Regions from separate parts of the Homo sapiens genome. Here region 1 is linked to region 2. A link is a loop called in an ENCODE intact Hi-C map of the cell type or tissue named here. Cell type or tissue: Calu3. All regions are shown on one strand. Each heading gives the region's core, and the rest is flanking DNA. Links, peaks and the distances in the headings are about the cores only.

The links. Hi-C counts contacts between places; a loop is a spot of excess contacts. Peaks named below come from ENCODE experiments on the same cell type or tissue, not always from the same donor. Only the 100,000 strongest peaks of a DNase experiment are listed, where the experiment ranks them.
Region 1: a loop joins it to region 2, with 4 times the contacts of the local background. A loop is called at or near these places in 8 of 110 quality-filtered maps.

Annotation. Positions count from the first base shown.
Region 1 is chr3:193,188,191-193,192,589 of GRCh38, reverse strand. No RefSeq gene overlaps it. Among named protein-coding and RNA genes, the nearest start is that of PLAAT1, 51 kb to the left of the region's middle. In Calu3, for the core only: a CTCF peak has its summit at 1,958 (motif pointing left); a DNase peak (open chromatin) is centred at 1,969.
Region 2 is chr3:192,816,998-192,821,396 of GRCh38, reverse strand. All of the region lies in intron 1 of MB21D2 (Mab-21 domain containing 2), which reads left to right. Among named protein-coding and RNA genes, the nearest start is that of FGF12, 92 kb to the right of the region's middle. In Calu3, for the core only: no CTCF peak of the experiment used is centred there; DNase peaks (open chromatin) are centred at 2,036 and 2,306.

The sequences.
Region 1 (4,399 bases), core at 71-4,070, 370 kb before region 2:
AAACATCTAGTTATTAATTACTTCCAATAATAAAGTGTTCAATTTTAGGTTTAGATTCTGTACTTAAATTTTACAGATTCTGGAGATGTAAAAGAAACCTCAGAGCAGTTAAAAAAAACTTATAATCTGTGACTGAAAAAGACATGGAAATCATATCTAGATATAACAATTAGAACTTGGCTGTTAATGGCAAGTTATAAGTGATTCATTGGCTGGTTTAACTGTGGGGAGTCAAAAAGAATAGTTTCCTTAGTGAGACGCAATGAAAGAAAATATTCAAAACTAAAATATGAAGCAAAAGCAAGTCATAGACAAATATGGTCACCCACATAAGAGGACTTTTATATAATTTTATCCTCAGTCAAAACTGGTTCTTCACATTTTTAAGAGACATTTGCCTCTTTTGATTTTATCTTTTTTTATTATGCTGCAAGTCAGCATGACAGAGCACCAACTTTTGCTGAATATCTTCTGTCAGAAGTCCTCTAAGATCCTTTGGATCTTGGGTCAGAAAAGTCAATTGGCATTGCTTAATGGTGCGTTGGGGGGTATAAATAAGAGCTATATCCTATAACCTGTGGATTCTCATTGCAGGAACAAAGTTGTCTCTGTTCCTTAACACAGTGAGAAGACAAGGAGAGAGCAGAGCTGTAGTCCATCGGAAGTGGAATGTAATGTGTCTTATCACTGACATGGGTTACAATCACCAGCACATGGTAATAATGAAAAGTAGATCAACTTCTGGTTGGTTTTAAAATTCTCTGTAAGGGTTACTTCCATTGCCTCCTCCCCTCCCAACATACACCACCACCTCAACATTTTGCTAGTTACCTTTATTGGCCATCCTGTCTTCATTTACTTGGGCATTAAAATCGTCAGTTGGAATAATGCTCTTACACTCTGTGCTCTAGAGCAGATTTCATTAAGCGACTGAGTTTATCCCAGGAGCTTTAATTGCGTCTTATATGGACCTATTTTTAATTGTCCTCAACAGACAAAATGTTCTTATGCATAGATTCTAAGGATGATATAGAAAAATCTGGTAAATTTAATAATGTTACATTTATATAGCAACTACATAATTTTTTTAGATTCAAATTTCATTTTAAACTCTTAGTGCTGTTGTATCCTTATAGATATAGACAGATGTTATTATTTTCATTTGACACATGATGAAATGCTGTATCATTTGAATGTCTATTCTAGTTAATTATCCCATTTAATAAGAGACTATTGAGGAAGATATATTGTAAATTTAGATATTTATCTTTAATATTCCCATTTAACCAATAGGAAAGCCAAAGCTTGGGTATGTTAACTAACATTTTAGATCAAGGTGCAACTTGTTGCCTTAGGACAGGAAGTTGAGCTCTATACCAAGATGCAAGGCTTCATAACCAAGCCTGGGAGTGTCTCTTGCATGGATGAAGACTCTGGCCCACCATGAGGATTCAGGCTCGTGGCAGCAGTGGGAAGGTAGGAAGATGTGACCTGGAGGAAAGTTTGTTCTTTCCAGCCCAGGAAAATAGAAGTAGAAGAAAGGTGTCAGGGCAGAGAAGTTGTTGGGGGCTGTGAGAAGGCCCAGTGTCCTGACTTCTCAGCTCTGGGCTTCAGGCTGCAGAGAAGGAGGTGTTTTAGATAAGCTATGGTGGAGCCAAGAGCAGAGCAAACACAGCTTGATTCCCATTTCATGCTATGAAAAGAATTCTCCTGCTGGACTGAATTCCCCATACCAACCATATCAGAATAAATTTGTCAACACAATTAGATAGAAAGAGGACTTGAAATTTAGTTTTCCTAAGCATCTCCAAGTCCTCATTTAGAATACAGCACCTTATTTCTACCTAAAATCTAAGCACTTTGAACTGATCTGAAGAATGAAGCCCTTAGCCTCATGGGGCCAGGGGCTCATATAGACATACACTTATACTGCCTCCTAGTGGGAGGTCTCAGAAATCACTGACTTGAGATGCAGATGGCTTGCCACAGAGCCCTATAGCAATGGAAGAGGAAACCCCACAGTAGAGGCTGGGGCTAAACTGCTTGTGTCAGGGTGCCACACAGAGGACATGGCAGAGACTCAAGGGTCTAAAATGCTACTGAGAATATTTCTGTGGAGGCAGCCAGGGAGCATCACCAGGCTGTGATCAACCCAAGAGAGAGAGAGATCAGATGACAGTACACAGCCCCAACCAGTGAGAACAGACAATTCCTCAGAGACCAGAAGAACCAGCAGATGGTACAAGGAAGTAAAGTAAATCTGATCATTCTCCTGCCTTTCTCAAAATCGTGGTGTTGCATAAGCCTCTTCCTTCAGAAGGGAGGGTCAAGCAGAGGATTTTCGCTTAAACTAGAACATTATCTGAAGCAACTCTTTAAATCATTGCATTGGAGTAGGATTTTTTAAATCTTTAAATAATCTCAAACTTACAGAAGAACTGCAAATACAGTAAAAAAACTGCACTCCCTCAGAACCATTTGTGACTAACTTGCTGAAATGATACATCTTAAGACCAAAATAAATCAAAGCATCATATTTCAAAAAAAAAACAAGAAAATTATCCTCTATGACTACACTACAAATATTAAAATCAGGGAATCAATACTGATAAATTGCCATCATTTCATCCTCAGACTCCATTCCAACTTCAGGAATTGTCACAATAACATCCTTTATAGCAAAAGGATGCAGTTCTGAATTGCACGATGCATGTCTCCTTATTTCTATCTGGAACATTTTCATGGCCTTGACTTTTTTGAAGATTAAAGGCTACTTTGTAGAATATCCCTCAGTTTAGGTTTTCTGATGTTCCCTTACAATGAGATCTAGATTATTTACCTCTAGCAAGAATATCCCAGAAGTGATGCTGTGTATTTCTCATAGCATCTGATCAGGTGGCGTATGATTTTCAGCTTGTTCCATTACTGATAATGTTCACTTTGATTGCTCCATTAAAGTCTGCCTTATCCATGGTAAGGTTACTCTTTTTCCCTTTTTAATTAACAGGTATTTTGTGGAGAGGTACTTTGAAACTATTTAAATACCCTACTCTTTCCATACTTTTAGTTTATTTATAAATTGACTCATATTTTCCTGTGTTTATTGGGTTATAATTCTTTCCTGTCCTCATGTATTTTGATGCTCTGTGTCCTTTTGATATGCCCCTTTCATTTTTCAAGCTCTTCCTTAGCTTTCTGGCAAATGGATGCTCCAGGCTCTGATCTACCTTGCTCAACTCCACCTAATGACTTCAGGACTGAATTGTTCAGGAAGGGAAGAGAAGGGAAGAGGAAGAGCTGACAAAGTTAATTTCTACCCTCCTTACCTCCCCATCCAATGTATGAGACTTCAAAGGAAACCAAAGTGCTTATCCTCTGCTATTACGGATGGTAGTGTAAGGAAATTTAAAACCTTGCTAAATCTATGTTACCAGGGAGAAGTGTTAGGAGACCTGTGTTCGCAGCTCATAGACTTTGTCGGTTCCCTGGGTTGGTTACTTGTGTTCACGTTTTGTTCACCCGTCTATAGTGCTTAGCAACAAATCTGTGAAACAGCAGTAACATGAATCTGTTTTAGGATCTTCAACAATGGAAGAAGTGGTGAAATTTTAATACTATTCTAAAGTGAGTTCAAGGATTGGGCACAAGAGAGAAGGTACACTGGTAAATAAGCCCAAATCTCTGGAGTCTGAGAAAATGTAAAAAATCAAGAACACCAAAACTTGTCCAGGACCCAAAGGAGACCTGATGGCTTAAGAAGCAGAGGACAGCTCCTTGCCAGCAGCACGGCACAGCTTCTCCCAGGGTAGAGGACAGCTCCTTGCCAGTAGCATGGCACAGCTTCTCCCAGGATTCACAGTGTTCCTGGAGATTATGGGCCAGGTGACAAAACTAGCAGTTCTACACCCTCAAAGCGGCCGCTTTTTCGTAGAAAAATACAACCTGGGTATGATAAATTTTTAACAATGTTTTCTCTCTGGGAAATGGTGTTTTGAACGATATTCATTTTCTAGGCTTTTACATTTCTGATATGTTGGGGTACTTTACAAAATACATATGTTTTGTAACCAGAAAAATTACAGATGTAAGAAATAAAAAGTTAAATAATGAATAGGGTGCAAAGCGGTTTCATTAAAATATCGCATTTAGTTTTTTCTAAGGTATAGTGTTACATTTAGTAAAATGTACACATCTTAAATGTATAACTGGGTAGATTTTTACATACGTGTACATTCCAGTAGCCACCATTTGGATCAAGATAGAGAATATTTCTGTCATACAAGAGAGGTTTTTTTGCACCTCTTCCTAGCCAATCCCCAATCAAGGTACCACTCTTCTGACTTGTATCACATAGGTTATGTTCAGGAAGCAGGTCCCAGCTCTGCTCTGACCCTTAATG
Region 2 (4,399 bases), core at 114-4,113:
ATGAGGTGGGAGCAGGTGTGGATAGTTCACACTACTGACCTGGATGAAATGTTTGTGAGTCAACCCTACCTTTGGAGTCAGAGAGCTTGGTTCAGCTATCAGATCCACTGACTATGTAACTTTGAGCATTTATTTAACCTCAAGGTCTTCATCATAAGAGGGCATTATAAAGATTAATAACAATTCACAAGAAACCTTTTGGCCCAAAGTAGGTGCCCAGTAAATGAGTGATGTTATTAAGAGCCCAGGTGGTGGTGGATAGTGACATTAGCAATATCAGGAAGGCAGCAGCATTAGTCAAATAAACGATGTGTTCATTGTTATTTGAAGGGTACGTAATGTTCTGTTTGTTTGTTTAAAATGGATTTGTGAGGGATGGGTGTGAAGGATGGCTTGAGGCCAGGAGTTCGGGACTAGCCTCAGCAACATAGCGAGACCTCATCTCTACAAAAAATATATATAAAAAAAAGCTGGGTGTGGTGGCACCGCCTGTAGTCCTGATTACTCAAAAGGCTGAGGTGAGAGGATTGCTTGAGCCCAAGAGTTTGAGGCTGGAGTGAGCCGTGATCACACCGTTGCATTTCAGCCTGGGTGACAGAGCGAGCCCCTGTGTCAGAAAATAAGATTTGGGGGGATGGAAAACAGGGTGGAGCGCGAGTTAGGTAGTCAGAAGTTGTACCTCCAGATGCTGGCTGAACGAGGCAGCGGAGCATCTGTGAGGAGGTTGGGCCTTTGCAGAGAGAGCCCGGGGCGGGACGCCGGAGGAATATTTGACACAGTCTGAGTGGCCGCTACGCAGACGCTTTCATCAGCAGTCATTCCTCGTCTGTCTATAGGCGAGAATCAATAACAGAAGAAAAAGGTGACAAATCATTCATTGCCCAGAGACTGGCTGTAAATCCAGTGCCTGTTATTTTCTTTCTAATCATTTTAACAAAACTTCTGTACGAGTCCTTTCCCTGCAACACAGAACCTCATCCCTGGACTTTGAAAGGCCTTTGGAAAGATCTGAAATTACATTTTGTATTATCCGAAGTTGTTATCTCGGGGGAGTTAAAGGTCTACTTTGCTCTTTGTGCTTAAGTTAGATCAGCGTTCATAATGTCATAGTTTTCTTTTTTACAATCTGTTTCATGATACTCATAAATTTTAGAGAAATCTGTCTGAAGGTTCTGCATACACCTCTGTGTGTTTCTGGGGGGTGTGTACTTTTATACATCTTAGCTCTGACTTGCTGTTATACAAACTCACTCTTAATATCGCATCTCCCTCCCCTTTCTCTCCCCACAGAAACACAAACACACTTATTTATGTATAGAGTCCTGAAAGTCAGAAAGGACATTAAAAACCATGTATTCCACCCAACTTACTTGGTAGCCAAGGAAACAGAAACCTAGGGAGAGGAGCTGATTCCCCTACCCCCTTGTAGGGAGCACCAGGACTAGGCCCTGGGTGTCCTGCTTCAGGTTCAGAGCTTGGGATGCAGAGCTTGTCCCCAGAGCAGGAGCTGCAGGGCCTGCTCTCCAAGCTGCCTGCACTTTCACAGATGGATGTCAGGTGCCTCCCAAGCTGGAGTACCTGGAAATGGGTAAAAATAGTTGAACAAGTGAGTACAGTTGGCGAAAAGTAAAGTCTTTTTAGACAGCTTTGGAATGATTAGAGAGGGGACTTGGGGACCACTCCAGCAGTGGTCTGCATAGAAGATCTTTTGTAAGCACTGATTTATTTTTCTGCTGAGGGGCCAGCCTCAGGCAGAATTGGGAAATAGGCAGCTTGATATGATGCAGTGATTTTCTAACCCTTTCTCCATCTCCCTTTTAAAACTATAGGACTCTTCCCTCAAATAGAAGCATAAGAGGAAGCCCAATAAGTAAAACCGATCCAAGTGGTCGAAGCGGGGGTGGGAGGCCCAGGTTCTGCTCACTTGACTGTCACATTCTTTCCTTGCACTTCATCTTCCACCTTCACCCTCCACTAATTACAGGGCTTCTCCGGAGGCCCAGCCCTTGTGCTAGGTTTGGAAACCACCCTTGCCGTGAAAAGCCAGTGTTTTGGATTCAGGCAACCCTGTGTTAGTCACCGTGGGCAAACCCCTTCACCACTGAGCCTGACTTTCTTTTCTTGTCAATTGAGGATTAAGTCTCAAAGATTTTTGCATGTAAATCTTAATATATAACTGGGCCTTAGCAGATACTCTGTAAACATTGATTCCTATCTCTCTTTTCTTCTCCCTTCACTTTTGCCCCCGGATGGCCTCTCCCTCTTCAGGAGCCCTGGGATCTAGCATTCTTCAGACATGCTCAGCTCTCCAGGAAAACTATGAGTCACTTATATTCCAGGTCAGGTCAGCCTGTCTTGCCCAAGAGCATTTCCATTGGCAGTTCAGATTCTAGCAAAAAAAAAACTCAATTCCTGCCTCTCGGATATTCAGTTAATTGAGAACTGGCTCAAACAATTGACATTCAAGGGAACTGTATTGAGGGACCTTGTCATCATTCATTTATTAAGACCAGCAGTTGGCCTTCTATCTCCAGTTAAGTTGAGCACTGGTCTAGGCACTTATATAACAATATAGTATATATATTCCTTAAAATCCTCATATTCTGCATAATTGCATTAAAAAAACCAGCATGACTTATAGGAAAAGCAGAGTTATGACCATATCCCCCAAAACCTATTTGACTTTGTAACCAGGACATTAACAAAAGCAAAAGAAACACGAAAAGATAAAGAAATACCACTCTAAAAAGGACTTTACCTTTAAAAATGGTTGAAGATGGCTTGATGGATTGTAAGGAAAAGTTGTTGAATTTTGGAGACAAGGATACAATGAAGTAAGATCATAGGCAACAATACAAAAAGAAAAGCCACATACTTTCTGAACCAAGAACCACATGTCTGTCTGAGCTGAGAACTCTGTGACTTGCTGTATTCTGTGTTTGAGTACATTTTTTTTAGCTGCTAGTTCTTGATTGTACAAAATATTAGCATTCTAGGAAAATTGCATGTGAAAGCAATCCAACTTTTAATTGTGCTGACATCATTTTCCTATCTGCCAGTCCTGTACAAGCAGTTCATGTTACAGTGACATATTCTGTAGTAGGTCAGACTGTTTCTAGATATCAGTGGCCTAAACCCCAGACACAGAACACAGGGGGATGCAGGTGAATAAGGCTCCGTTCCTGTCTTCAAAAAACTCATGGTCTCATGTGAGACATGAGAATGAGCTCAAATAGCTGTAGTACAAATGCTGTATGAAGGGGGACAGGAAATAATTTGTATGATTGTGGAGTAAGGTTAGGAGGCAAAAGCTTTTAGGTGGGTAGAATTGGCAGGATTTCAGCAGGCAAGGAGGGAGGGCACACTGAAGAGAACAAGTAGAGGCTTGGGGACTGGAAAACACTGGACATATTTGGGGGACTAGCATATTGTGGGGGATCCGTTTGGGGGCTGGGGCCAATTAAGAACATAAGGGAGCAGTTAAGACAGGGACGAAAATGGAGATTGGCCTCAGAGTGGGGGAGGCCTTGGCTATGGAGATGGGGGCACCGTGGAAGGATTTTGAGCAGGTGAGTGATGTGATTAGAGCCCATCCTTCAAGAAGCTCCTTCTGGCAGCCTATGCTGGGTGCGGTGGTGGGAACAGAGTGTAGTTCGGAGGTATTGCAGTTGTCCCTGTGAGAGATGTGAGGACCCTGGCTGGACTGTTACAGTGACACACAGTGGCATGGGGTGTGCAGGAAGGACACTACACCACAAACATTTTAAGGACAGAATCTGAAGTATTTGTCAACTGAGTGATGGTGCAGGGCTCTGGTGGTACCTGTTTAATGATGACAGATTTACTGTTTGCAGTGATGCTAGCTGTCATGATTGAGTCCTGTAAAAGATTATATTAAGCTAAAACTAACTGTAAAAATCAGTATATCTGTTTCTTTCCCTTCCTTTCTCTCACTTCTTTCCCTTCTTCCTTCCCTCCTTCCCTCCTTCCCTCTCTCCTATCTACCAGGTGCTTTGTGTTAACTTTTCATTCAGAGTGTTTTCTGTCCCTTACAAAGCTGACAGAGTTGTCAAGAGGTTTCACCCACTCAACCCACATTACTTGACACACAGTTACTTGCATTACAAAGCACTGCATGAGGAGCTCTTGGTAATAAAGGGGTGACTCAAACACAGATCCTCCCCTCCAGGGTCACGTCTGTGCTGTTGAATGTTGAACCACATGACTACATTACTAAATAAAAACTAAAATTAAAAGAAAAACAGGGAGGGAAGTGATAGAATAGATAGAAAAAGTATTGGAATATTTATTTTTAAAAGTCACATGCCCAAATAACAGGATAAAGACGAGTGTTATTCATTAACCTACAGAAGTGTGAACAGAATGTGATTTTAAAAAT